Linked DNA regions of Homo sapiens: region 2 is linked to region 1. A link is an interaction called in ENCODE POLR2A ChIA-PET data of the cell type or tissue named here. Cell type or tissue: B cell. All regions are shown on one strand. Each heading gives the region's core, and the rest is flanking DNA. Links, peaks and the distances in the headings are about the cores only. Region 1 overlaps ISM2 (isthmin 2). Region 2 overlaps SPTLC2 (serine palmitoyltransferase long chain base subunit 2).

Region 1 (15,064 bases), core at 5,047-10,046:
TAGGCAAGAGAGGCTGGGTGTGGTGGCTCATGCCTGTAATTCCAGCACTTTGGAAGGCCAAGGTGGGAGGATTGAGGCCAGGAGTTCACAGCTCCTGTGAGCTGTGATTGCACCAGTGCACTCCAGCCTGGACTACAGAGTGAGACTCTGTCTTTATTTAAAAAAAAAAAAAGGTGGGGGGCTGGGCGGTGGCTCACGCCTGTAATCCTAGCACTTTGGGAGGCTGAGGCAGGCGGATCCCCTGAGGTCAGGAGTTCAAGACCAGCCTGGCCAACATGGTGAAACCCCGTCTCTACTAAAAATACAAAAATTAGCAGGGCTTAGTGGCAGGGGCCTGTAATCCCAGCTACTCGGGAGGCTGAGGCATGAGAATCGCTTGAACCCAGGAGGTGAGGTTGCAGTGAGCCGAGATTGTGCCTCTGCACCCCAGCCTGGGTGACAGAGTGAGATTCCATCTCAAAAAAAAAAAAAAAAAAAAAAAGACCAGACGCGGTGGCCCATGCCTGTAATTCCAGCACTTTGGGAAGCCAGGGCGGGTGGATCACCTGAGGTTAGGAGTTGGAGACCAGTCTAGCCAACATGGTGAAACCCTGTCTCTACTAAAAATACCAAAAAAATTAGCCGGGCATGGTGGCAGCCACCTGTAATCCCAGCTACTTGGGAGGCTAAGGCAGGAGAATCACTTGAGCCCGGGAGGCAGAGGTTGCGGTGAGCCGAGGTCATGCCACTGCACTCCAGCCTAAGCTGCAGAGTGAGACCCTATCTCTATTTAAAAATAAATAAATAAACAGAGGAGACCTGAGAGAGGACTGTTCTTCCAGTCTGCAAAGACTGTCCCACCTGGAGCGGGATGGGGGTGGTTTGTGCTGCCGCAGCAGGGGTTAAATGGCCATGAAAGAAGCGCTTGTTGAGGGTATAGGCTGAGACAGAACAAAGGGCAGAGGAAGGAGCCTGGGGTCCCTGAGAAACCTGAGGCAGTGTCATGAACATGGTGGGGGTGCCCCCCCAGCACTTCAGTCCCGGTCCATTGTCCAGCCAGTTGCCTGGAAGCAGGGGCTGGATTGCCGGAGATTTGCAAGGTCTCACCTGCCAGGTGGGTGGCAATGAGAAGGATGTATTTCCTAAAGGCTGATTTTATCTGGTTGTGGGGTCTTTCTAGCCCAATCAGTGAGTGAGTGCCAGGGGAGAACTAGAACCTAGGTCTGTGTGGTGCCAAGCCTGTGGCCTCACCTGCTAGCCTTCTCCTGCAGCTGGCCACCTTCCTGGACCTCAGCTATGGCCTTCCTTATCCCTCCAGACCATTCAGTCTCTAAAGGGTTGGAAAAGCCCCCAGGGAGGGAGAGAGAGAAGGACAGGAATGAGGCCTGGAAGCTTGGCTGCCCAGAGGCCTCAGGCAAGTCTCCAGCCTCTCCGATCTCAGTCTCAGGTTGTTACGAGGATCAAAGGGAAGGATGGACGTGGAGAGTTGAACATCCTGTATAGTGTTTTGTTCATCCAGCACATTCAGCACCGCAGAGCAGCAGGCGGCAAACCAGAAGGTGCAGCCACTGCCTGGAGTTAGCAAAGCACAAGGCTTAAGAGCACAAACTCCAGCCATACCACTGACATCAAATCCCACTCTGCCAGCCCCTAGCTGTGTGACTCCAGGCAAGTTACGTTACCTCTCTGATCCTTGGCTGCATTGTCTATGAAGTGAAGATGATGCTCACACCTACCTAAAGTGTTGTTGTGAGAATCCAGTGAGTCTGTACATATAGGGTGATCGGCAAGACTGGCTCCGTTCTTTTTCTTTCTTTTTTTATTGCCTTTACCTGGGAAAGCCAACTGGCCACATTTTTTGTGGGGCCCAGTGCAGAATGAAAATGTTGGGCTTCTTGGCCGGGTGCAGTGGCTCACGCCTGTAATCCCAGCACTTTGGGAGGCCGAGGCGGGCGGATCACGAAGTCAAGAGATTGAGACCATCCTGGCTAACATGGTGAAACCCCATCTCTACTAAAAATACAAAAAATTAGCCGGGCGTGGTGGCTCACGCCTGTAATCCCAGCACTTTGGGAGGCCGAGGAGGGCGGATCACGAAGTCAGGAGATTGAGACCATCCTGGCTAACACGGTGAAACCCCATCTCTATTAAAAATACAAAAAATTAGCTGGGCATGGTGGCGGGCGCCTGTAGTCCCAGCTAATTGGGAGGCTGAGGCAGGAGAATAGCGTGAACCCGGGAGGCTTAGCTTGCAGTGAGCCAAGATCGTGCCACTGCACTCCAGCCTGGGCGACAGAGCAAGACTCCATCTCAAAAACTAAAATAAAAAAAGAAAATATGAGGCTTCTTAGCTATTTCCAAAGGGCAACAGCAGAGCGTTAAACTAAATATGGGGCTCAGTGCAAAGACACAGGTTGCACACCATGAAGCCGGCCCTGTGCGGGGAGCACTATGCTTGGTCAGCACTACTCTTATTACAGTGAGGAGCTTTGCAGCCTCCGCTGGGTGCCAGGGTGGGTTGGCTTAGAATAGTACATACCTAATCCCAGCTACTCAGGAGGCTGAGGTGGGAGGATTATTTGAGCCCAGGAATATCGAGGCCAGTCTGGGCAACATAGCAAGACCCAGTCTTAAAAAAAAAGAATAGTACTTACCAATCAGGAAGGTAGTTGAGGGAGAATGAAATCCAGCCCTATTCCTCTGCCTGTGGCTAAAGAGGCCTGACTAAAGAGTCAATTGCTATTGTAGGCAGGGTCTCAGGCCCGGCTAAAGAGGCAATTGCTGTGTTGTATGCAGGGTCTCAGGCCTGGCTAAAGAGGCAATTGCTGTTGTGTGCTGGGTCTCCAGCACCTCCCACCAGCATGACTTAGTGTGCAGCCTGGCTCTGTGTGGTTGGGCCTGGGCTTCAGGAGCTAGGGCTGCGGGACCTGCACTTGGTGACTGAATTTAATTATCCAGAACAAGTTTCTGACCCCTGAGGCACAAAGGAGAAGGGAGAACAGGGAACTGTGAAGGGGCTGAAACAGGTTAGCAGGCGGGCTCACGCAATGCAGTAAGGGTCTGTGGGGATTGGGACTCTGTTGTGTTAACTGGAAACACGTGGGTCAGGGGCTGCCCGGCCAAGCCTGGGAAGGTAAGCATAGGGGTGAGAGAGAGAGAGAACTGGTAAAGATATACCTCAGATGTATCTCTATTTGGGCAGTGACACCACCCCCCAAAAGAATGGCCTTGTGTGTTTGTACATGCATGCAACTCCACATGTAAGCTTAGAAGATGGAGAGAGGTGGTCTTGTGAGACAGGACTGGAGTTCTTCAACAACCTGGAGTCTCAGAATTCCCCTCAGAATGCCATGAGGATACACCTGCCGAGTGATTTTGCAGCAGTGTTCGGGGGACCTGAATGAGGTGTGAAGAACTGGCATGTTGCCTGGCGAGGGGGGTGCCCCTGATGGCTCCTCTGTCTGCCTTCTGAGTACCATCTGTCGCCACCTCTGGGTAACGTTCATTGCATGCTTAGCACCTACAAGGTACTATTCTAATTCAACAACCCTATGAGACAGGCGCTGGTGTTTCCCTAAATTACAGAGGAAGGAACTAAGGCAGATTAAGTAACCTGCCGGAGGTCATGCAGCTAGTAGGTGTACATGTTGGGATTGAACCCCGGTCATGTGGACTCCAGCCTGAACTCATTTCCACCACATTCAGCTGAGATGAAAGTGGAACTGCTCTGTGAAGACAGAAGGTGGTGGCCCACAAGGGGTTACTGTCACCAGTGTCTGTCCACACGTGCATAGTGTGCACCAGTGCGCAGGTGTTGAGATCAGGCTGGGCTGAGCTGAATCCCAGTTCTCTTATTGTAACCTTTAAGACCTTACATAAGTCCCTACCCTCCCTGAGCCTCCATAGCCTCATCTTTAACATAAAGGTGATCACGCTCGCCCCTCAGGGTTGCTGGTGTTCATTTGTTTACGTGGCAGTGATTTATCGGGCTCCTATAATGTATCAGGCACTGTGCTCAGCACAGTATCCCACAGTGAACAAAGCAGACACAATTCCTGTCTGCACAGAACTTACCTTTGAGTTGGAAAAAGTGACAGATGGCATGGAAATTGCCTAGGAAGGCCTGGTGTGTAAGATGTGTCCAGAGGTTGGCTATGGGCTGGGCCTCTGGGTGCCCGGCCCTGATCCCCTCAGCCCTTCTGGGAGATGTACGTGGCTCACTTGAAGTGCCTGGAGAGCAAATCCTCCCTTCTAGCCCCAGAGCCTTTAACCAGGACTGGTGGAGTTGGCAGATAAATCCCCAGCTCTGTCCCTGCTCGAGGGGTATCGGAGGAGCCCAGGGGGATTGGCTGCAGGTGCCCATCATGGTTGCTGCTTGACTGCATCCTTGACTGCCGCCTCCCCTTCCCTGTCTCGCTCCCCTACCCTCTTCTGGCATCTCCTGGGGCCACCTCCCAGTGGAACCACCTACACTGGAACCCTTGTCTTGGGGTAGGCTTCAAGAGAACCCAAACTAAGATGAGACGTTCCCCACATCTCTTTCCACTCCCAGGAGTTCCGCAAGGGCTGACGTACAGAGAGGGAGACTCCCAAGAGCAGCTCCAGAGAGGAAAGGCGGCACGTGTGGCTGTGACACTTGGCCAGAACCTCTCTGGCCTTTGCCCACCCTATGGTCTGACTGGGCACCAGGGAGAGGAGTGGGTAGAGAGGTCTGGAAAGGAACATTTTGAGCACCTACTGGGTAGCAGGGCCTGGGCTAGGCTTAGTCCTGTTGTCATTCCCATTTTGCAGATGAAGAAGCTCACAGAGGCTTCTCTCCTGCTAGGGCCCCACAGGTTAGAAGCCAGGCTGCCAGCAGAACTCAGACCAGGCAGCCCAATCTACAGCATGCTTGCTTTTCTTTTCTTTTTATTATTTATTTATTTATTTATTTATTTATTTATTTATTTAAGATGGATTCTCACTCTGTTGCCCAGGCTGGAGTGCAATGATGCGATCTTGGCTCACTGCAACTTCTGCTGCCTCAGTTCAAGCGATTCTCCTGCCTCAGCCTCCCGAGTAGCTGGGACTACAGGCACCTGCCACCATGCCCAGCTAATTTTTTTTGTATTTTTAGTAGGGACAGGATTTCACCATGTTGGCCAGGCTGGTCTCAAACTCCCGACCTCAAGTGATCCACCCGCCTCAGCCTCCCAAAGTGCTAGGATTACAGGCGTGAGCCACCGTGCCTGGCCTAGAGCATGCTTTCTTAACTACAGCACTATTCACATGTGGGTTGGATGATTCTTGTGGGATGGCCTTGTGCACTGCAGGCTATGTGGCAGCATTCCTGGCCTGTGCCTACTAGATACTAGTAGAAACCTCCTCTAGCTGTGACAATCACAAATTTCTCCAGGCAGTGCCACATGTCCCCAGATGAGAACCACTGCATAACCACTGTACCACCTGCCCAGGCAGGCCCAGCCACCACCAGGCTAGGGTATCCCAATCAGCCAAAAGGCTGCACAGCCCTGAACACCTGCTGCTCCGAGACTGCCTGTCTCTATGCCCCAGAGACTGCAGACAGTGGAGATGCTGAGCAAAGTCACAGGCACAGTTAGGGCTTTGGTGGAATTGTGGGTGGGAGCTGCTAGGAAGCCAGCACTTAGGGATGCTCCAGGCCTCCCTCATTGGTCAGTGAAGGGGCTGAGTTGTTCCATTACTCACCCTTCCACCTTCCACTCATCCACCCTGCTGTCTAGACTAGAGGGCTTTGACTCAGCAAGAGACTCCAGGCTGGGGCCGAGATGGGCCCACGGCTGCCCTGGGACCAGGCGTTTAGTGCAGGAGCCCTGGAGCCAGGTGTTTGGACACCGCAGAAGGGGAGGTCAAAGAGGGAGAGACAGAAGATTCTGAATCTGTTTCCAAACTTTCAAGAAAAAAAAGTAAGAGTGAGAAACTAGGCTGATTAAGCCCCTGATTTTTGAAGGGGATACAATACTATCACTTTATAGCTTGCAGGTTAAGAGAATGGGCTCTAGGCCCAGACTGCCTGGTTTAAATCCTGGCTTTATCGCTAAATGTCTGTGCAACCTCAGGCAGGTTACTTGCCCTCTCTGTGCCTTAGTTTCCACTGTAAGACAGGCATGACAATGAGGATGTAAGACAGGGAGGATGAAATGAGTGATGAAGTGTTTAGAATAGTGCCTGGTGTGCAGTAAATGCTGTGGAAATGTTTGATAAATAAAATTCTCACAGTCCTTGCAGGGAAGAATGATTATCTTCATTCTGCAGACGAGGATATTGTCAAGTTGAAGAAGTTAGTAAGAGGCAGAGATGGGATTTGAACCCAAGCTTATCTGACTCTCACAACCAGTGTTTGTCAGCCATACCATACTGCCCAGGTATGAGACGGGAGGGGTGGCAAGGGTGTGGCCTGAGTGAAGCAGGGTCCACAGGTGGCAGGTCCCGGAGACTCATAAGGCAGCTCTGGGAGGTGCTCCTTTTGCCCTGGCATAGAGACCTGGGCAGTGGCTATAGCCTGGAGGCAGGTGGCAGCCACTGAGCCCCTAGTGCCCCACTGTCTGGGCAGATGAATGCTGAACAGGAGTCAGAGATGACATGGATCTGCTTTTCACTTACCATCTGATCTGAAGCAAGGACTGTCCCGGTGAGGACACCATGGCCAGTGGCTGTTGGCAGGGATGAACTGGCTGAGTCAGCCATGCCAGCAGCCTGGAATAGAAAAAGGAGCCAGGCCCCAGGCAGGCAGGCGGAGGAACACAGCCCTCATGTGGATGGCCTGGGTGGGGCCTAGCGGACAGGAGCAGGCTGAGGGGAAAGGCCAAGGCCTGCTGCCCACTCCCTGATAGGACCAGGTGCATCCCTGGGGGCCTTTCTCCTCTGGCCTGTGAGGGCCTTGGGGAGTGGGAGGCACATTGTCTGCAAAGGACACCACTCTCTGAAACAACTCTCTCCCCTTCTTGGGCTGTGGTTTCTTCATCTGTGAAATGACCCTCCTTTTCATGCCTTACACTGGCATCCTCTGTGAAAGCACTTTGTGGATACAGTCCACTGTCTGACCAGCTACACCCTCACTTACCCGTTGAGGGCCTTAAAGCAGGCAGTGTGGAGATTTTACACTACAGATACACACTCCAGAGAGATGTAAGTCACAGGGTGAGTTTATGACCCGGTCAGACCCCAGGGCTCCTGGATCTGCCTGGCCAGCCTTTTCCGGATCCCCGTGGGGTGAGCCCTGACCTGTTACCTTACCTTCCTTCTCTCTCCCTCAGGTCTCAGCCTCCCCAGATCCTAGGCCTCTGAAGGAAGAGGAGGAGGCACCACTGCTCCCCAGAACCCACCTGCAGGCAGAGCCACACCAACATGGATGCTGGACTGTCACTGAGCCAGCAGCCATGACCCCAGGCAACGCCACCCCTCCCAGGACCCCAGAGGTTACTCCGTTGCGGCTGGAGCTGCAGAAGCTGCCGGGATTGGCCAACACAACCTTGAGTACCCCTAACCCTGATACCCAGGTGAGAGCTACAGAAGGGCCAGCAGCTCCTGGCTCTGCCTGGCCAGCCTTTTCTGGGTCCCTGTTGGGTAAGCCCTAACCTGTCACCTCACCTTCCCTCTCTCTTCCTCAGGCTTCAGCCTCCCCAGATCCTAGGCCTCTGAGGGAAGAGGAGGAGGCACGACTGCTCCCCAGAACCCACCTGCAGGCAGAGCTACACCAACATGGATGTTGGACTGTCACTGAGCCAGCAGCCCTGACCCCAGGGAATGCCACGCCTCCCAGGACCCAGGAGGTTACTCCCTTGCTGCTGGAGCTGCAGAAGCTGCCAGAATTGGTCCACGCAACCTTGAGTACCCCTAACCCTGATAACCAGGTGAGAGCTACAGAAGGGCCAGCAGCCCTGCAGACACCCGGAGAGGAGCGGGGCTGACAAGGTGGGCTCAGGATACCCTATATCCTGGATTCCGTGGAGGGTGGGGCTGCTGTGTGGGGTCAGAGGGCAGGCTCCCCATGCTCTCCCTGTGGTGTAGGGGGCAGAGGACCTGCCCCTCTACTTTCTAGCTGTGGGCCTTGGGCAAGTCTTTTGACTCTTTGAGCCTTTGTTCTCTAGACCATGGCAAGAGACAAACAGCACCAACCCAGCAGGGCTATGTGAGCACCAGTGAGTGGGAAATGCTTTGTAGGCTACAAGGGATTCCAGGAATCTAAGGAGGCCTCCTGGAAAAGACCTGCAGGTCTGATCCCCTAAAGAAGGGGTTCAGTATGGAATGGAGTAGGCTGGTGGCATGGGGGACAGCCACCTGAAGGGCTTTATAGGAGAGGAAATTAGAGCAGCTGGCAGAATTCTAGTTTCAGGCTCCACTGCCTGGCGTGAGTCCTTCATGATAATAATTCTGCATGTTTGTGTAGCAGCTATAGTTTACAAAACACTTTCCCCAGAAGGGGAAAAAAGACCATAAAAGTATAAAACACAATTCTAAAATTATTTAAAAGTGTCTCTCTTCTTTTCTCTACTTACCTACACACACACACACAGACACACACACACACACGCACACACGCACACGCACACGCAAAAAACTGGAAGGCAGAAATGTCAGTGATAGAATATAGGTGATATTCTTTTTTCTTTCTTTTTTTTTTTTTTTGAGATGGAGTCTCGCTCTGTTGCACAGGCTGGAATGCAATGGCATGATCTCAGCTCCCTGCAACCTTTGCCTCCTGGGTTCAATAAATTTTCCTGCCTCAGGCTCCCAAGTAGCTGGGTGCACCAACATGCCCGGCTAATTTTTGTATTTTTAGTAGAGACGGGGTTTCACCATGTTGGCCAGGCTGGTCTCGAACTCTTGACCTCGTGATCTGCCCACCTCGGCCTCCCAAAGTGCTGGGATTACAGGCGTGAGCCACTGAGCCCAGCCAGAATATAGGCGATTTTCATTTTCTTCTTCATAGTTTGCTGTTTTTTTCCAAATTTTGTTCAGTGAACCTCATGTTACTTTATTGAATAGCCTAATGTTTCCGAAGTTCAGTTTCACATAAATGATTTTCTTTTACTTATTTTCCATCCATAATGTGGTGCAAGAGAGTTCCTCCAAGGGCTGCTGTGTCGGGAGCACTCAGCTTCCAGCCCTACCATGAGGAATTGGAGGCTCAGAGCTGCCCAGGTCCAGCAGATGCATGCTGGCAGAGCCGAGATTCAAAGCCAGCTTCTCTTAAGCTAGTGAGTGTCAACCCTGGCATGTGTTAGAACCGCCATACCTGGCCCCAGCCCAGACCAGTTCAGTCCATACCTGGCATCTGCGAATTAGGAGTCCCCAGGTGATTCTAATGCACCTCCAGGCCGTAAGCTGTGATTCTTGTGCCCTAAGAGGCCAGGAAGGTTAGCCAAAAATGTCAGCCAAGAGAAGACAGCTGGTTTGAAGGAAAGGTTGGGCCTCTCACCTCTGACCCTGACCCCATCATCCCTCGTCTCTTTGGAATGCAGCTCTAAGACCTCCTTCACTGGCCGGCCTGGCCTGTCTCCTGCAGGTGACCATCAAGGTGGTGGAGGACCCCCAGGCCGAGGTGTCGATAGACCTGTTGGCTGAGCCCAGCAATCCCCCGCCCCAGGATACCCTTAGCTGGCTGCCCGCCCTCTGGTCCTTCCTCTGGGGAGACTACAAAGGAGAGGAAAAAGACAGGGCCCCAGGGGAGAAGGGGGAGGAAAAGGAGGAAGACGAGGACTATCCTTCAGAGGATATCGAGGGTGAGGATCAAGAGGACAAAGAGGAAGATGAGGAAGAGCAGGCGCTCTGGTTCAATGGAACTACAGACAACTGGGACCAGGGCTGGCTGGCCCCCGGGGATTGGGTCTTCAAGGATTCTGTCAGCTACGGTGAGCACCCCCATCTTGGCATCCCCAGGCTGCTCCCCTGTAGGTACTGAGTGGAAATGGGGGTGAGGGAGAGGGTGGAGGCTTCCCAGGCAAGACCATTGAGGAAGCCAGGAGCTTAGGCCTTGTTCAAACACCATCATCAACTCAAAAGTAACATTGACAATAGCTTGCAGAGTTTTTCCTTTTTTTTTTTTTTAATTTTTTAATTTGAGATTGGGTCTCGCTCTGTTACCCAGGCTGGAGTGCAGTGGCATGATCATGGTTCACTGCAGCCTCAAACTCCTGGGCTCAAGCGATCCTCCCACCTTAGCCCTCCCACCTTAGCCTCCGAATAGCTGGAACCACAGGTGCATACCACCAGGGCAGGCTAATTTTTTTATTTTTAGTAGTGATGAGGTCTCCCTATGTTGCAGAGGCTGGTCTCAAACTCCTGGGCTCAAGCAGTCCTCCCACCTCGGCCTCCCAAAGTGCTGGGATTACAGGCATGAGCCACTGTGCCCAGCCTTTTTTTTTTCTTTTTTTCTGAACAACATTTGACCCTCACAAAAATCTCTGATATCCCCTAAGCAAAAGACATTTGTTACTATTATATTTATTTACATCTGTGAGTTTCCAAGGATTGAGAAATTATAAATTCCATCACTCATGACTGACCTTATTTTCAGATTGTGTGTGTGACTTTGACTCCTGACTGTGTTGCTTACCAGCTGAATGACCTTGGGCAAGATTCTTCAACTCTCTGTGCCTCAGTTCCTTCCTCTATAGAATGGGGAATGGTATAATCTTTACTACATGGAGTTGGCTGTAGAGAGTATTAAGTGAGTTAAGACATATACAGTGCCAGCATGGAGTAAAGAAAGTATTGGCTATTTTTATTATTTTTGTTAGAAAAAGACACAACAGCAGCACAAACTGTTCAGAAAATATTACCTTAAGCCTACCAGCCTCTCATGATGACAGATTTTTTTTTTTTAATTTTTTTGAGGTGGAGTCTCACTCTGTTGCCCAGGCTGGAGTGCAGTGGCACAATCTCGGCTCACTGCAACCTCCACCTCCCAGGTTCGGACGATTCTCATGCCTCAGCCTCCCAAGTAGCTGAGATTACAGGTGTGGACCACCACGCCTGGCTAATTTTTGTAGTTTTAGTAGAGATGGGGTTTCACCAGCTTGGCCAGGCTGATCTTGAACTCCTGACCTCAAGTGATCTGCCTGCCTTGGCCTCCCAAAGTGCTGGAATTACAGGCATGAGCCACCGTGCCCGGCCATGATGATGATTTTTATTTTTGCGTATTGTGGTTCAGGTTTCCTCTGGGTGCAGACATGTTTTATGCATAGTTGCAGCCATTCCCCTTGGAGCCCTGGTGTCTTGTCAATGGACAGAGGTGCCTATTGTTAAGACTAACTTGTGACAGGCTCTTCCCAATTCACTAAAATAATGTAAACTCACAGAAAATTTTCATGACAGCCGGGCATGGTGGCTCATGCCTTGTAATCCCAGCACTTTGGGAGGCCAAGGCAGGTGGACTGCTTGAGCTCAGGAGTTTGTGATCAGTCTGGGCAACATGTTGAAACCCTGTCTCTACAAAAAACACAAAAATTAGTTGGGCACAGCGGCGCCTGCCTGTAGTCCCAGCTACTCGGGAGGCTGAAGTGGAAGGATCACTTGAGCCTGGGAGGTCAAGGCTGCAGTGAGCCATGATTACATCACTGCACTCCAGCCTGGGTGACAGAGCGAGACCCTGTCTCTAAAAAAAAAAAAAAAAAAAAAAAAAAGGAAAAAATTTCCGTGTTTTTCAGCTTTTCTCCCATTAATTTTCCTTAAACTCTTGGCGCCAGTGCTGGCCTGCCTGTGAAGTGTGGAACCAGCTCTCAGTATTTTGGGGGTTTCACAGAAAGCACTGGGTCTCAGGCCCTGCACACCCTGAGGATTTGGGCCCAGCCACAGTGTATTTCAGCTCCCTCAGATCAGAAGTGGGTCCCTAATATGGGTAGCAGGGAAATTCTTTTTTTTTTTTTTTTGAGACAGTGTCTCACTGTGTCTGGAGTGAGACACAGTGGCTGTGGCTGGAGTGCAGTAGCATGATCACAGCTCACTGCTGCCTCAACCTCCCTGGCTCAGATGATCCTCCTGCCTCAGCCTCCACAGTAGCTTTTTAAACATTTTTTGTAGAGATGGGGTTTTGCCATATTTCCCAGGCTGGTCTCGAACTCCTGAGTTTAAGCAATCTGTCTGCCTCAGCCTCCCGAAGTGCTGGGATTATAGGCATGAGCCACCATGCCCAGCCTGGGAAATTATTAAATATCTCCAGTGCAAGGGAAATATTGTCACCCTTGGTTTTGATTGACATAGAAACTATAGCTCAGGCCAGGTGGGTGGCTCACACCTGTAATCCCAGCATTTTGGGAGGCTGAGGCTGGAGGATCGCTTGAGCCCAGGAGTTCAAGACCAGCCTGGGCAACATGGTGAAACCCCGTCTCTACAAAAAATTTAAAAATTAGCCAGGCTTAGCCGGGTGCAGTGGCTCATGCCTGTAATCCCAGTACTTTGGGAGGCCAAGGCAGGCGGATCACTTGAGGTCAGGAGTTCGAGACCAGCCTGGCCAACATGGTGAAACGCCGTCTCTACTAAAAATACAAAAATTAGCCATGCAGTGGCTCACGCCTGTAATCCCAGCACCTTGGGAGGCCAAGGTAGATGGATCATGAGGTCAGGGGTTCGAGACCAGCCTGACCAACTTGGTGAAACACTGTCTCTACTAAAAATACAAAAATTAGCTGGGTGTGGTGGCGGGCACCTGTAATCCCAGCTACCCAGGAGGCTGAGGCAGGAGTATTGCTTGAACCCGGGAGGCAGAGGTTGCAGTGAGCCGAGATCACGCCACTGCACTCCAGCCTGGGCGACAGAGCAAGACTCCATCTGAAAAAAAAAAAAAAAATTAGCCAGGCATGGTGGCGCATGCTTGTAATTCCAGCTGCATGGGAGGCTGAGGCAGGAGAATCACTTGAACCCGGGAGGCGAAGGTACAGTGAGCCGAAATCACGCCACTGCACTCTAGCCTGGGTGACAGATTCTCAAAAAAAGAAAAAATTAGCCAGGCCTAGTGGCACGTACCTGTAGTCCCAGTTACTAGGGAGGCTGAGGTGGGGGGATTGCTTGAGCCCAGGAAGTCAAGGCTGCAGTGAGCTATGATCACACCATTGCACTCCAGCCTGGGCAACAGGGTAAGACCCTGACACAGAAAAGAAATTAAAAAACCTATAGCTCAGAGATGTAGGGGGACTTGCCCAAGGTCATACCAATAGTGGTCAGATAGCTCCCAGCCCTAGGTATCATTTCCTCTTTATACTGTGTTGACACAGAGCAAGTGGCTAGGCGTTATACTGTCTTTTCAGAGCCACCTGATATATTTGCACAGGTTATTCACTGCAGAAGGGAATCCAGTTGAGGGAGCAGGTGGAAGCTGAAATCCAGCCCAGCTTCATTCATGAGGCTGGAAGCCCTGGCATGGGCTGCATCCACCTGAGGAAAGGGTGCCCTGTGCTGATTTGTACCAATTTGCCCTGTGAGCTATATGCACTCACCCCCAACTCCCTGTCTTAACCCAGACTATGAGCCTCAGAAGGAGTGGAGTCCCTGGTCTCCCTGCAGTGGGAACTGCAGCACTGGCAAGCAGCAGAGGACTCGGCCCTGTGGCTATGGCTGCACTGCCACCGAGACCCGTACCTGTGACCTGCCCTCCTGTCCTGGTGAGATGAGCCCCTACCCCTGCATAGGAGTGGCTGGTGCGGCTTAGGCTGGAGGCTTGGTCCCCTGGGAATGTGGGTGGGCTTGGGAGATGGGATGCAGGAAGCTCAAAAACATGGTGGTCCTGCCTTGTCCCAGGCCTATTTTGGCTGCTGTGGGCACTGAGAGCCTATTGAGGTGGGGGGGTTTCCCCATCAGCGGCACTGAGGTGGCCTGCGGAGCCACCAGCCTGGCCTCCTTTCCTCCCAAAGGCACTGAGGACAAGGACACCTTGGGCCTCCCCAGTGAGGAGTGGAAGCTCCTGGCCCGCAATGCTACGGACATGCATGATCAAGGTGAGTGAGGGGCTAGGCTTGCCCCTGGTGGTTTGGGGAACGAGCTCTCAGGGGAGGGTGGGGTATTATTCCATGGCAGGAACCTGGCTTCTTTCCACTAGGCAGAGAGCACAGCTTCCATCTGGAAGGTTTGCTTCTCCAACAGGGGGCCCTGGCATTTCTGAGCCAGCTCATTGGCCTTTCTCAGACTGGTATTCCTACTGGGAAGGTCTTAATGGGAGCGGCAGAGCTTAGAGATCATCTGGTGGGGGCATATCCTATCCTCCCTGGCAGCAGGATAGGGTGGGGACGTTCTGACTTCCATTCCTTGGTTACTCTTGGGAGGCTCCTGGGCAGGCTCTGTCTGGAGAGGGGGATGCAGTGCAGTCAGAAATGGGTCAGTGTGCAGAACTCCAGCATTGCTCCTCCAGGCAGCTGGGCATGGGGCAGGCGTCCACCTGCACACTCTGAGTCTGTGTCTGTTGGTCTTACTTGCACCCTGCAAGGAAGGCAGGGAGACCAACCTTGCAGATAAGGGTTGCACTCAGCACAGCAAGAGCCTACTGAGCCTGCATCATGTGCCTGGCCATGGTGCTGGCACAGGGGATGTCAGCAGCCTGAGGCTTGGTCCATGTCCTCAAGGAGCTCAGGTCCCATGGGGGAAAGACACGCATAACCCATGTGAGCACTGCACTGCAAAGAAGGCCCTAAAGATTTGGGAGCAGAGAGGAAGGAGCAGTTTGTTTTCTGGTACAGGGGTGGGCCTGGGAAATGTGTGTCTCTTCCCCTCTCCTGTGTTACCATTTCCCAGGCTCCTCCTTCACTCCCAGTCAAAACCCAAATCCCAGCATCTGGATCCTGGGGAAGGTTCCAGTCCCTTGGAGATGTGCAGAGCCTCAAACTATCAAAGTCAGTCCCCCAGTGTCCGGGGCTGGACAGCTCATCCCATTAGGATGAGGGCACAGAAGGGAAAATGAGAAACAAGACCCGGTTAACAGCATCCACTCAGGCAGATTCTGGGGAGTGAGGAGCAAGGTTCTGCACATTCCCACGTGGCCAGCCGCCCAAGGCCATTTTTCTTCTTTCTGCTGTTCCCTGGTGACTGCAGTGTTTTCCCCTTCCCTGCTCGCTGCAGGGCTCTGGTGAGTCTGGGG
Region 2 (15,064 bases), core at 5,995-10,994, 100 kb before region 1:
GATACATTATACATAGTTGGGTGATTCACACATCAGCTCCTCTCCCCAGACAAACAAGCTGTAATACAGAATGTGGCCAACCGATTCTATTTACGGTAAACAACACTCTTGTTTTAGGAATGGCAAACATATGAGCATGGTTGTCTGGGGAAGAGGGCTTCTTCATTCACTTCACTTTTCTCTGCATGTTCCTTTGTACCTCTGAAGGGTTTTTTGTTTGTTTGTTTGTTTGTTTATTTTTTGAGACAGAGTCTCGCTTTGTCAACCCAGGCTGGAGTGCAGTGGTGCGATCTCGGCTCACTGCAAGCTCTGCCTCCTGGGTTCACACCATTCTTCTGCCTCAGCCTCCCAAGTAGCTGGGACTACAGGCACCTGCCACCACGCCCGGCTAATTTTTTTTTTTTTTTTGAGACAAGTCTTGCTCTGTCGCCCAGGCTGGAGTGCAGTGGCTCGGTCTCGGCTCACTGCAAGCTCCGCCTCCCGGGTTCACACCATTCTCTGGCCTCAGCCTCCCCAGTATCTGGGACTACAGGTGCCTGCCACCGTGCCCGGCTAATTTTTTTTGTGTTTTTAGTAGAGACGGGGTTTTACTGTGTTAGCCAGGATGGTCTCAATCTCCTGACCTTGTGATCCACCCACCTCGGCCTCCCAAAGTGCTGGGATTACAGGTGTGAACCACTGTGCCTGGCCAGTTTTTTTGTTTTTTTTACTTGTTATTGACTTGAAGCTCACTTCTGGAGTTGTATACATTACATATGTGTTACCTAGTCTCCATAAATAAATAAAATGAGGGTTAAAGATGCCTAATTTTACTAAAAATAAAACAAACCTGTGTGTTCTTGGCATGTCCCACATGGCAAAAGGTTGTCTTTTAGCCCAGGCAAATGTACCAGATTAGAGAAGGACTTAAGACATTAGAGTTTTTTTGTGGTTCCTGTGCGTCCGAGGAAAAGAGGCAGGTGTGGGGTGAGCAAAGTCAACGCTGAGACGAGCCAGTGAACATTGATTGTAGAAGAAACAATTATTCAGGTAATGGATAGTGGTCATGTGCAAATGGGAAGAGTATATCACGAAAACATTGTCAGTTACTAGGAAGACAAAACCAGTCAGTAGATACATGGATTCAAAAGTGGCTCCTGGGAGAACTCAAGATTAGGCATCCTTTCTCTCTCATCTCAACCATCTTGTACTCCATCCGAGCCCCAGCACAAGTTGGCCATCCTACTCATTGCCCTGCAAGTTAATTTCACAAAGAAGGTAAATAAGTTTTTTGAATGCAAAGCCCTGCATTCAGAAGTTGGTCCAGTAACCCTAAGTAATTTTTATCTTTTAAAACCCAAACACATTTTTAACATTTTTTATTTTATTATCATTATTTTTTAGACAAGAGTCTCGCTCAGTCACCCAGGCTGGAGTACAGTGGTGTGATCTCGGCTCACTGCAACCTCCGCCTCCCGGGTCCAAGCAATTCTCATGCCTCAGCTTCCCAAGTAGCAGGGAGTACAGGCATGTGCTACCACTCCCGAGATAATTTTGTATTTTTAGTAGAAACGAGGTTTCACCATGTTGGCCAGGCTGTTCTCAAACTCCTTGACCTCAAACGATCCACCTGCCTCGGCCTCCCAAAGTGCTGGGATTACAGATGCGAGCCACTGTGCCTGGCCCACATTTTTAATACGTTTTGATCCCCCTTCTCCCCCTGAGCATGTCCACTCAGAGTGCATCTACAGTACGTTGATTTTGTATAGCCCTCAGTGACAGCTTACCATACCCTTCCTAGGTTGTACAGTATTGTAGTTACTTGTTCACAGGCCTGTATCCTCCTACTAGACTGAGTTGATGGCAGTTATGACCGATGGTAGCTGAAGTTTTATTTAAATATTCAAACTAAAAACTCTTTATCTGCAGGGACCTCTCCTAGTGTAGATGCATAGTCGAAACTTGATAATTGACGTGTATTGCTGGTGGTGAGGGAAGTGCTGATTGTGGTGCAGACAGCACATTCCTGGATGAGGGGATAGTATAGGCAAAGGCATGAAGAATGTTTGGGAGAATCTGGAATGTAGACAGAAGAGAAATTGTGTTTTGAAAATCAAAGTAAGAAGTTTGGTAGGCAATGAGGAGTATTGTTTTTGTTTTTGTTTTTAAATAGAGACAGCGTCTCGCCATGTTGCCCAGGCTGGTCTCAAACTCCTGTGCTCAAGCGATCCTCCTGCCTTGGCCTCCCAAAGTGTTGGGATTATAGGAGTGAGCCACCATGACCCCAAGGGCAGTTTTTGATCAGGGGATTTTTCATACAGCTTGTGCAGCTGGTGCTCAAAGTGTGATGAATGAATGAAACCAACAAGATGTATCTGAATTACTTTGTGAGTACATTATCTTTGGAACTTGTTTCATGTTTACAGAAAGTAAATTGGTGGTTTAAGTGTTGGGAGCTGCCTGTGTATCCTTTGTGTGAAAGAATTAGAACACACAGATTTTATTCTTAAGTAGTTTCTAATTTTGTTGAGGAAACAAACATTTGAAAGTTATGGGCCTTTGCAAAACCATTATACAAGTAAATAATACTTAGATTATATGAAGATATAGAACAAAAAAAGTATCTGAGTAGCATAGGGTTAATCAGGAAACAATTCTTGGAGGAAGTAATACAAGGAAATGGGAGGCTGAGGAGAGCATTTGCCTCTGCAGTTTATGGAGAGGATTTTATTAAATTATTCAAATTCATTTCAATAGAATATTCCCAGTAGATAACATTAGCATTTAAAACAGCCAACTTCTGCCATTTTCTTACAAAAATTCAGCTTTTAGAGGGAAAGGAAAAGTCATTCCTTTCCTGTGATAGATCATGTTTGTTTTCTAATGTTGGATTAGAGATGGGGAAAGAGGGAGGCAAATTAAGTGTTAAACTGGAAGGAGGTGAGGGAAAGTGGTTGCTTGGGATCATAAAATGCAAACATAATGTTGCTACTTCCTCATTTCACTGAGAGAGTGGTATTCATAACCACATCCTGGTTTTCTTCCTCATTTCATTATAAAAGAGAGCCCAGTTTAACTGTGTTAATTCTTTGATGTAAGGAAATACCGTATGTTGCTTTGAATACAACTAAATCACATGATCATACCAATAAAGATGAGTTACCATGAGTTTGTTCTATTTTATATACATTGCATAAAATTCTTGGAATTCTTTACCCCTTAATCCTCTGTTATTCGTGGTGTTTTGGATGAGAATGTTGTTTTTCTCAATCTATGGATTATTTCTTTGTGATGTGAGGTGAAGCTAGTAGTTCAGAAACACGTACGTGACAGATACAGCAAAAGCTTGAATTAATAAAGATGTTCTAGGCTGAGGCAGGAGGATCACTCAAGGCCAGGAGTTTGAGACCAGCTGACACAACATAATGAAACCTCATCTCTACAAAATGAAAAAATTTAATTCAGAAAAAAATATTCTAATATTTAGATAGGAAATAGCTAGGAACGTAAGGAGTAAATTATGGTAGGTAGTTACCACACACTGACAAAATTTTAAACTAACATTTTGCCTCCACAGCTTGTTCATGATCAGATATTTAAAAACGGGAGGACCAAATACCACATTCTCACTTATTTTTTAATTTTTTTAATTTTTTTTTTTTTTGAGATGGAGTCTCACTCTGTCGCCCAGGCTGGAGTACAGTGGCGTGATCTCGGCTCACTGCAATCTCCGCCTCCACGGTTCAAGTGATTCTCTTGCCTCAGCCTCCCAAGTAGCTGGAATTACAGTCATGCACCACCACGCCCAGCTAATTTTTTGTATTTTTAGTAGATACAAGGTTTCACCATGTTGGCCAGCCTGGTCTCAAACTCCTGACCTCAGCCTGCCTTGGCCTCCCAAAGTGCTGGGATTACAGGAGTGAGCCACCGTGCCTAGCCTGTTCTCACTTATAAGTGGGAGCTAAATGATGAGAACATATGGATACAAAGAGGAAAATGACACTTGTGGTGGGTAGGAAGAGGGAGAGGATTAGAAAAAATAACCCATTGGGTGCTAGGCTTAGTACCTGGGTGACAAAATAATCTGTACAACAAGCCATTGTGATGCGAGTTTACCTGCACAACCTGCACACGTACCCCTGAACCTAAAATAAAAGTTACAAAAAATAAGTAGATTAAAAATGGGAGGGATAGGATACGGCGAAGGGACATTATATGTTTATATCCCAATAGGCTTATTTTCAAGATACAAAAGAAAGAAAGAAATTCAAATACATTACTAGGAATTCCCAGAGGGATTTTATTCTTGGCCTCCTTCAAAAAGTAGCGTACAGCCGGGTGCGATGGCTCACACCTATAATCCCAGCACTTTGGGAGGCCGAGGTGGGTGGATCACCTGAGGTCAGGAGTTCAAGACCAGCCTGGCCAACGTGATGAAACCCCATCTCTACTAAAAATACAAAAATTAGCCAGGCGTGGTGGTGGGCACCTGTAATCCCAGCTACTTGGGAGGCTGAGGCAGGAGAATGGCTTGAACCTGGGAGGCGGAAGTTGCAGTAAGCTGAGATCTTGTCACAGCACTCCAGCCTGGGCAATAGAGACTGTCTCAAAATAAAAAAAAAAAAGTAGCGTACTAAGAATATTCTGGTACCTGTCATTTTGGTGCATTAAGCTAGGGGATTGATTGTTTGGTTTGTCTTCTTTAATTCTGTGTATGATTCTACATTTAAAAAGAACACAACTGGCTGGGCACGGCGGCTCACGTCTATAATCCTAGCACTTTGGGAGGCCAAGGCGGGCGGATCACCTGAAGTCAGGAGTTGAGACCAGCCTGACCAACATGGTGAAACCCGGTCTCTACTAAAAATACAAGAATTATCTGGGGCGTGGTGGCACATGCCTGTAATCCCTGCTACTTGGGAGGCTGAGGCACGAGAATCACTTGAACCAGAGAGGTGGAGGTTGCAGTGAGCCAAGATCACACCATTGCACTCCAGCCTGGGCAACAAGAGAGAAACTCCGTCTAAAAATAAATACATACATACATACATACATACATACATACATACATACAGAAGAGCACTACTTAGCTCCCCCAGAATCATCTGAACCTGGGAGGTGGAAGTTGCAGTGAGCTAAGATTGCACCACTGCACTCCACCCTGGACAATGGAGCGAGATTGTCTAAAAAAAATAAGAAGAATAAAAAATAAAGAGCACTGTATTTCATTGTTTTGTGTTAGTTGCTGGGCACAGGACAGCAGTAGTCTTTTTAAATAATTGACATATCATAAAGGTTACCTATTTAAAGTGTACGATACAATGGTTTTTAGTATATCTACAGAGTTGTGCAGCCAGCACCACAATTTAATTTTGTAATGTTTTTCTCTTCTGAAAAAGAAACCATGAACCATTAGCAGTCACTCCTTCCTCATCCACCCTCCCCACCCTCGGCAGCCACTAATCTACTTTCTGTCTCTGTAGATTTACTATTCGGGACTTTTCATATAAATGGATGTTTCATGTAAATGGGATCATACAGTGTATGTTCTTCTGTGTCTGGCTCCTTTCACTTGGCGTAATGTATTTGAAGTTCATGTTGTAGCATGTATCGGTACTTCATTGCTTCCTATTGCTGAATAATATTTCATCATATGGAGCAGTCATCTCTACTTACTATAGGGATTTCTCACTGGTAAAAAACTATACTCAAAATAAACCTTTCAAAGAAGCTTTGTGTAGTAGGTTTACCACTGTATCTGTTTGGACTAGTGGCAGTAGGTTTACCTCTGTATCCGTTTGGACTAGTGCCAGTGTTAGGTTTGCAAGAGTTTCCCTGTTACCTGTTTTCCCTGTTTTTCATGCCAGGAAAGCTTTTCCTTCAAATAGTCCCATGGCTAGTTCCCTCACTTCCATTTTATCCTCTGTTCTACCCAGGGCACCCCAGCTAATTTGCAGCATGTCTCCCCCTTTCCTTTTTGCTTTTGTTTCTGTTGGTATTTGTCACTGTCTAACATACTTTATTTATTTTTATTTTTATTTATTTTTATTTTCTTGAGACAGTGTCTTGCTCTGTTGCCCAGGCTGGAGTGCAATGGCGCGATCTCGGCTTACTGCAACTTCTGTCTCCCAGGTTCAAGCAATTCTCCTGCCTCAGCCTCCAGAGTGGCTGGGACTACAGGCATGTGCAACCACACCTAATTTTTGTGTTTTTAGTAGAGACAGGGCTTTGCCATGTTGGCCAGGCTGGTCTTGAACTCCTGGGCTCATGTTTATCTATCTGCCCACCTCGGCCTCCCAAAGTGCTGGGATTACAGGCGTGAGCCACTGAGCCTGGACTAGCAAACTTTGTATTTTATATGTTTATCTCTTCCACCAGAATACAAATTCCAAGAGGGCAAGGATTATTACCTTTTTGTTTACTACTCTGTACTATAGAGTGCTTGGCACATATTAGACGCTCGGTAAATGTTTAAGATACAAGGCCAGAGGCCAGGCGTGTTAGCTCACACCTGTAATTTCAAGCACTTTGGGAGGCTGAGGTGGGAAGATAGCTTGAGCGCAGGAGTTTGAGACCAACCTGAGCAATGTAACAAGACCCTGTCTCAACAAGAAAATTAAAAAATTAGCTGGGTGTGGTGGCCTACACCCATAGTCTTAGCTACTTGGGAGACTGAGGTGGGAGGATCACTTGTACCTAGGAGTTCAAGGCTGCTGTGAGCTGTGATTGAGCCACTGCACTCTAGCCTGGGTGACAGAGTGAAACCTTGTCTTTTTTTTTTTTTTTTTTGAGACAGGGTCTTGCTCTATCATCCAGGCTGGAGTGCAATCGCATGATCTCAGCTCACTGCAGTCTCTGCCTTCTGGGTTCAAGTGATTCTCATGCCTCAGCCTCCTGAGTAGCTGGGACTGCAGGCGTGCACCACCACGCCCAGCTAATTTTTTGTATTTGTGTGTGTGTGTGTGTGTGTGTGTGTGGAGACGGACTCTCGCTCTGTCGCCCAGGATGGAGTGCAATGGCGCAATCTTGGCTTACTGCAACCTCTGCCTCCCGGGCTTAAGCGATTCTTCTGCCTCAGTCTCCCAAGTAGCTGGGATTACAGGCATCTGCCATAACACCTGGCTAATTTTTGTATTTTTAGTAGAGACAGGGTTTCACCATGTTGGCCAGGCTGGTCTTGAACTCCTAACCTTAGGTAATCTGCCCACCTCGACCTCCCAAAGTACTGGGATTACAGGCATGAGCCACCGTGCCTGGCCATTATCTCTAAAAAAAAAAAAAAAAGTTTAAGATATGAATGGTATTGTGAGTGGTGGTAACAGTAACAATGTAAAGTATTTTGAAGTATTTGTAGTCGAGGTAGGTGTGTACGTACACACATGCACACACAAACATACAAATGACTGTTTTAGATGTAGGAAAAACCAGTGTTTTTTTATCTTGAAATCTCATTCTGCGCTTTCATGGACAGCATAGAAACAGCAAGGAAGTGGCTTCCTGTTTTTAACATTAAAAACAGGAAAGGACAGACGGTGGTATGACCTATATGAACAGTAAGGAAAGTCGTTAATTAACCATGGTTGAAAGGTTTAAAAGTTGTAGTCTGAAAACCTTTCATTGAGTATTTCACCTACTTTTCTTCATTAAGTAGAGATAAAAACAGAATTATTGGTTTATAAAATACTTTTAGAATTTATAATGCTTTCCTTTTCCCTTTTTCTTTTCTTTCTTTGTGTGTTTTTTTTTTTTTTTTTTTTTTTTTTTTTTTTTGAGACAAGGTCTTACTCTGTCACCCAGGCTGAAGTGCAGTGGCACAATCTCAGCTCACTGCAGCCTCGACCTCCCTGTGCTCAGGTGATCCTCCCACCTCAGCCTCCGGAGTTGCTGGAACTACAGGCACGTACCACCATGCCCTGCTAATTTTTGTGTTTTGTTGTAGAGACTGGGTTTTGCCCCCAGGCTGATCTTGAACTTCTGGGCTTAAGTGATCCGCCTGCCTCAGCCTCCTAAAGTGCTGGGATTATAGGCATGAGCCACTGTGCCTGGGCCAGATTTTTTTTTTTTCTTTTCAGAGACAGGATCTTGCTCTGTTGCCCAGGGTTGAGTGCAGTGGCACAATCTCAGCTCGCTGCAACCTTTGCCTCCCACGCTCCAGTGATTCTCCCACCTCAGCTTCTTGAGTAGCTGGGACTAGAGGCGCACGCTACCACAACTGGCTAATTTTTGTTTTTTTTTTTTTGTAGAGACAGGGTTTCGCCTTGTTGCCCAGGTTGATCTTGAACTCCTGAGCTCAAGCGATCCACCTGCCTTGGCCTCCCAAAATCCTGGGATTATAGGCATCCACCACTGCGTCCAACTATAATGAATTTTAACTGTGTGATGACTCCATTTTCAACACTTCCTCAGGTGGGAATTATTTGGGATTTAAAAATTCTTAATTTAAGTTTTGAAACAACTTTGTCATGTTTCAGTTACTTCTAAATCTATCTCATAAGGCTATTTCCTTCTTTAGTAGAAAATACATTTTCCAGCTGGGTGTGGTGGCTCATACCAATAATCCCAGCAGTTTGGGAGACTGAGGCAGGAGGATTGTTTGAGGTTAGGAGTTTAGACTGGCGTGGGCAACAGAGAGAGATCTTGTCTCTACAAAAAATTTAAAAATTAGCCAAGCATGGTGGTGTGCACCTGTATGTAGTCCTGGCTACTTGAGAGGCTGAGGTGGGGAGATAGCTTGAGTCCAAGAATTTGAGGCTGCAGTGAGCTATGATCATGCCACTTCTCTCCAGCCTGGGTTACAGAGTGAGACACTGTTTCTAACAATAACAACAACAACAACAACAAATGTTGCCCAAATAAAAATTCAAAACGTTATAGATTTTTTTTTTACTATCTTGTCTTTGATATGCAATATTATGTTTATAATGAAATGTCTTGAAATCTTTTAGTAGTACTATCATACCAGCAAACAGCATTAGTTATTATTATTATTATTATTATTATTATTATTTTGAGACAGAGTTTTGCTCTTGTCGCCCAGGCTGGAGTGCAGTGGTGCGATCTCGGTTCACTGCAACCTCCACCTCCCAGGTTCAAGAGATCAGCCTTCCGAGTAGCTGGGATTACAGGTGCCTGCCACCACACCCGGTTAATTTTTTGTATTTATAGTAGAGACGGGTTTCGCCATGTTGGCCAGGCTGGTCTCGAACTCCTGACCTCAGGTGATCCACCTGCCTCAGCCTCCCAAAGTGCTGGGATTACAGGCATGAGCCACTGTGTCTGGCCTTCCTTCATTTTAATAATAATGGATATTGAGGCTTTTTTCATTTCTTGTCAGTGATGAATAAAACTACTATAAATGTTCTGATATATGCATTTCCTGCATGTAAATATGAGTTTCTCCAGGGTTGGAATTATTGAGTTATAGAGTTATAGAGTATGCATGTCTTCAGTTTCACTAGATAGTGCCAAATTGTTTTCCAAAGTTATTGTACTGGTTTGTACACCTACCGGCTGTGTTTGAGAATTCTTTTTTTTTTGAGACTGAGTCTCGTTCTGTCACCCAGGCTGGAGGAGTGCAGTGGCGTGATCTCAGCTCACTGCAAGCTCCGCCTCCTGGGTTCACGCCATTCTTCTGCCTCAGCCTCCCGAGTAGCTGGGACTACAGGCGCCCGCTACCACGCCCAGCTAATTTTGTTTTTGTATTTTTAGTACAGACGGGTTTCACTGTGTTAGCCAGGATGGTCTTGATCTCCTGACCTCGTGATCTGCCTGCCTCGGCCTCCCAAAGTGCTGGGATTACAGGTGTGAGCCACTGCGCCCGGCCAAGAATTGTTCCACATCTCTTTACTAACACTCAGTATTGCCAGAATTTAAAATTTTTGCCAGTTCAATTGGTATATATGTACTAGTGTCTCATTGTGGTTTTAATTTGCAATTCTCTATTGCCCAGTGAAGCTGAACAGCTTTTTATATGTTTAATGACCATTGGAAGTGCTGATTTCATGAAGTCTCTGTTCAAATCTTTTGTCCGTTTTTCTACTGGGTTTGTGTATTTTTCTAAGTGGTTTTTAGGAAATATTTATGTATCCTACAAGTATTTTGCGTCTACCATCCCTCTTTTGTGGCTTGTCTTTCGCTTAGCATAGTGTTTTCAAGATTCATGTACCATTGTAGCAAGTAACAGTACTTCATTCCTATATCACTGTATACTATTCTGTTATGTGGATATACCACATTTTGTTACCACCTTTTGGCTGTTGTGAATAGTGCTTCTATGAACATTCACATACAAGTACTTGTTCGAGTATCTGTTTCCAATTGGTACGTACCTAAGAATGGAATTGCTGGGTCACATGGAAAGTCTATATTTACCTTTAAAAAAATTATTTTTTGGCTGGGTGTGATGGCTCACACCTGTAATCCCAACACTTTGGGAGGCCAAGGTGGGTGGATCGCTTGAGGTCAGGAGTTTGACACCAGCCTGGTCAACATGGTGAAACCCCGTCTCTACTGAAAATACAAAAATTAGCGGGATATGGTGGTGCACACCTGTAATCCCAACTACTTGAGAGGCTGAGGTACGAGAATTGCTTGAACCCAGGAGGCGAATGTTGCAGTGAGTCTAGATTGCGTCACTGCACTCCAGCCTGGGTAACAGAGCAAGACTCCATCTCAAAAAAAAAAAAAAAGAAAAAAGAAAAAATTTATCACGTTCATCGTTGTCAAAGTCTACATGTACCTTTGAGAAACCAACACACTTTTCCACCTTGGCTGTGCCATTTTGCATGTCCACCAGGAATGTATTAAGGTTTTTCTGAGTCTTATAGTTTTATATTTTACGTTTAGGGCTATGCTCCTTTTGAGTTAATTGTATAAGGTATGAGGTTTAGGTCGGGTCATTTTTTTGGCCAGTGGATGTCCTAGTGAGAAAGTTTTTAAAATAAGTATGGCATTTAAAAGTAATCTGTGAAGGTCTAAATACTTTATAGTTTTGTAGATTTAAATTTTTCTCCCACGTTTTCCTTTACTTAGCAAGTTTTGAATAAAAGTAAAGCTGAAATAAATTTGTTCCTTAAAGACTGCTAGAGTTGGTTTACTTGTCCCAGTTTTTTTTCCCTGCACTGGATGCATAGGTCAAGGGTCGAACTTTAAATCATCCTGACCTTGAGAAGACACTGAGACAGTTCTAAGCATGTTTTCCAAGCTTTTTATCCTAACATCAAAGCAGTGATTGTTTGCCTCAAATGCTCATGTTTGAGAGAAATTTTGTCTTTTGTTATATCGAGATTGGTGCCCCAGACTCTAAAATAAGTAAAAGTTATTAAATTAGAACTGACATTGAGAATTCTTAATGGAATTAGTAGTAACACTACCACTAATAGTGTTAGTTTGGAATAATACTAGTCTCAGTTTTGGCTTTGTCACTGCATTGTTATGTGACTTGGACAAAGAATTTAAATTTTATTCAGTGACTCTGTAAAATACATCTAATAAGTTATTAAACATCTATTTCTCAACAATAATTATAATGACCACGTTGTTGAAATCGTCACATTATTGGTAGAGTTACCAAAAACACTGTAGGTCATTCAAGCCAACAGAGAATTAGGCATTTATGGCTTTGTGGAGGGGCGAGAGCAGTGAGGTTAGGGCCTCCCTCCCCTAACTGGGCAGCTACCCCAAACTAGGAAACTGCTCCTGCCGTGAGTACTCTGAGTGCTGGCATCACAACTGTCGCACTGCCAGAGGCTGGTGAATAGGCAGTGGCACATAGAATCGCGCTGGTGCCGACCCAGCACTGAGGTCTGCAGGGGCTTGCCTCCTACGCTGGTGCAAAGCGTGGCCCCTGCCATCCAGCTGTTGTATGTGCTTCTCACTGGCAGACCCTACATCACATCCGCAACCCGATCACAAGGGTGTCCAGGAAATACAGTTTTTAGCCTTCCATCTCCTAAGTGTGTGTGTGTGTGTCTGTGTGTCTTGTAGGGGGTTTGTTATGTGTGTGTTGGTCATATGCAGAACATAGGAAAAGAATGGGAAGGACAATAGCACAGTGGTCTTGAAGTGCTTTGAACGCTATCAAAGTATTTCAGATTGATTTAGTAGCATCACCAAATAAGAGGCAGTGTGGCATTGGGGTTGGGAGCACAGAGTAAAGTTAGAAGGCCTGGATCATCAGTTCCTGGCTCTGCCTCTGGCTGCTTTCCTAAGTGGGAAAGCCATTTAGCCTTTCTGAAAGTGTAAGAAATATCTTCCTTAAGAGTGTGCAGAGTATGTATATTTACATACTTACATATATAAGTATATAAATATGTGTGCATGTAAAGCACTTGGCAAGTGCCTGGTATGTCATAAATACTCAGTAGATGGGCACTCTTGCTGCTGTTGTGATTATTCATCATCTTTATCATCATCATGTAAACATATTTGACTATCTGTGTTGGACCAGAATGATGCTTAACAAAGGGACAGTTGTTAGAAAGTGGACTTCAAAAAGTGATAGCATCCAGCTTTGCCCCCTGTGTTCTTAATGCCTGTATAGGTGCTACAATAGGTGGTACTTATGTATATTATATTAAACAATATGGGATATTTTCTAGAAGGCTTACCTTAAATAGGCTTAACCAGTAAAGGATATTTATTGGCTTCTTATTGAGATGTCCCTAGACTACTTTTGATAAGGTCTTCATTGATCTCTAAGCAGCAAATCCAAGAGTTTGAGTTGTTCTCTTGAGTTGAGAAGGCTCTTAAGTGAGGAGTATTTCAAGCCCAGTGATCCAGCATTTAGTCGCGAGTAGGTATTGTTTTCCCTCTCCTTACATGTGCTAGGATATGGGATTTGTGAGGATCTTCAGGAAGAATGTTTATGAGTATATCCTTAAGGCTGCTTGGACTTGACTTTACCATTGTCACTCCCTTATCAGTTAGGTATTCGCTCCTTCTCTGGACAAACACTCTTTTATAGTACTTATTATATTGTATTTATTTGTGTGTTTCTCCACTACACTAAGAGTTCTTAGGGAGTGTAGAGGTTGTTCTTACTCATTTTTATTCCCAGTGCCCAGTTTAGTGCCTGGAAGGTACTGCTCAGTAAATGTTCAATAACTGAGTATTAGGTCAATGATGATGAGTATTACATAAGCCTTAACTAAAGTCACTTCACAGTGACCAAACTGAGGAGGAGGAAGAGAGTGGTGGAGATGGGGGAATGAGGGTCGGAATAGTGGGGCTATCACTCTTTGCGGAGAGAACTGTCTTGTTCTTTAACGTATCCTGAAAGTCTGGCATACAACCCAGTATGTATCGAGTACTCACTAAGATATATTTGAATGAATGAATGAAAAGATTACCCCCCTAGTTTAACTGTGGTCTTAGAGTGTTTAAAGTTAACCTGATATTTTTGGAAATACACTCCCATTGCCTAGAACTGGAACTGCAAGTAGTGACCCCTCCCCTCCTTTTTTTCATGGCTAAGCTGCAGGGAGTTTGGTTTGCTGCCCTTCTCATCTTTTTTAAAATTATTATTTTTATTTATTTATTTATTTATTTATTTATTTATTTATTTATTGAGACAGCTTTTCACTCTATTGCCCAGGCTAAAGTGCAGTGGTCCGATCTTGGCTCACTACAGCCCCAACCTTCTGAGCTCAAGTGATCTGTCCACCTCAGCCTCCCACGTTGCTGGGACTGCAGGCACATGCCACCACACCTGGCTAATTTTTGTATTTTTTGTAGTGACAGAGTTTCACTACATTGCCCAGGCTGGTCTCAAACTCCTGGGCTCAAGCGATCCACCCGCCTTGAGCCCAAAGTGCTGGGATTACGGCGTGAGCCACTGCGCCCAGCCATGCCTATCAAATCTTTCTGCTGAACCTACTGACTGAGATCAGAGCTACTACCCTGGAGCTTAGCTAAGGAGTAAAGGGGAGCTGAGATTTCGGCCGTAAGTCCCTCTCTCCTACCATTCTATGCCACCCGCTTTTGGTCCCTAACATCCCTGGTTGTGACAGCTTCTCCTCCTTTACCCTGTGCTACTGTGACTTAATCACTTGTTAAGGAGAGATGGAAATGCCTGACCATGGCAGGCACAATTCTTTGTTCAGGAAATTGGAACCCATTGCTTCCTTCCTAATCCCAGACAGCTGTGCCTCTGGTTTTCTTTGTTTAGCCCAAGGCTGAGGGGTGAAGCTCTACTTCATTCTGGCCTGCAGTCTTTTTTCTATCTTGGGGTTTGATAATCCCTCTGGTATTTGGAGCAGACTCTAAGGTTTTTCTGTTTTATATAGTAAAACAAAAAATATTGCTTTTGTTGCTAATAAAAATTTGTCTGTAAGGAAATATTTCTCTTAATATTGGAGTTAATACTTTGAACATTAATGTGCAGTGTTTAGAAAGATTATAAAGAAATGAGATTGGCCGGGCGCCATAGCTCATGCCTGTAATCTCAGCACTTTGGGAGGCTGAGGCAGGCAGATCCTTTGAGGTCAGGAGTTCAAGACCAGCCTGACCAACATGGTGAAACACTGTCTCTGCTAAAAAATACAAAAATTAGCCAGGTGTGGTGGCGGGCACTTGTAATCTCAGCTACTTGGGAGGCTGAGACAGGAGAATCACTTGAACCTAGGAGGCGGAGGTTGCAGTGAGCCGAGATCACACCATTGCACTCCAGCCTGGGTGACAGAGTGAGACTCTGTCTCAAAAAAAAATTTTTTTTTTTAATTAAAAAAAAGAAATGAGATAATCAGTACTGTCATTTCCTTCATTAGAAGCGTTAGTACTGTTACCCTTTTTTACATGAATGAAAAGGATTGAAGACTACTTTTTGTTTTTTCCTTTGGGAAATAAATGCATGGATAATAACAGCCAAATAAAAAGTTTTAATTAGAATTGGATATCTCTATTCCTATTTTCATTCAACCAGTATACTTGTTGGAAGGCTATCAAAATGGACATGCCATTTAAATGAAAAATTTCCAATTGTGATAGACATGTTATTTATGAATATTTTCTGTCCTGAGGAAAATTAACTATTAGAACCAGTTGTAAAAGAGATGGTGGCTGGGCATGGTGGCTCACACCTTTAATC

The links. ChIA-PET counts read pairs that join two places held together with the same protein. Peaks named below come from ENCODE experiments on the same cell type or tissue, not always from the same donor. Only the 100,000 strongest peaks of a DNase experiment are listed, where the experiment ranks them.
Region 2: POLR2A ChIA-PET joins it to region 1 with 10 read pairs; 3 of 35 experiments call an interaction of 5 or more read pairs at or near these places.

Annotation. Positions count from the first base shown.
Region 1 is chr14:77,477,109-77,492,172 of GRCh38, reverse strand. ISM2 (isthmin 2) reads left to right here. Exons shown (of 7, transcript NM_199296.3): 2 at 7,254-7,496; 3 at 7,608-7,850; 4 at 9,506-9,851; 5 at 13,458-13,598; 6 at 13,848-13,931. Among named protein-coding and RNA genes, the nearest start is that of ISM2, 14 kb to the left of the region's middle. RefSeq lists enhancers at 514-1,013, 1,014-1,515, 7,111-7,611, 14,590-14,759. In B cell, for the core only: no CTCF peak of the experiment used is centred there; no DNase peak of the experiment used is centred there.
Region 2 is chr14:77,581,682-77,596,745 of GRCh38, reverse strand. The region is part of intron 2 of SPTLC2 (serine palmitoyltransferase long chain base subunit 2); the gene reads left to right. Among named protein-coding and RNA genes, the nearest start is that of SPTLC2, 27 kb to the left of the region's middle. RefSeq lists a silencer at 12,694-12,894. In B cell, for the core only: no CTCF peak of the experiment used is centred there; DNase peaks (open chromatin) are centred at 7,445 and 8,145; H3K4me3 peaks cover 735 bases; H3K27ac peaks cover 2,845 bases.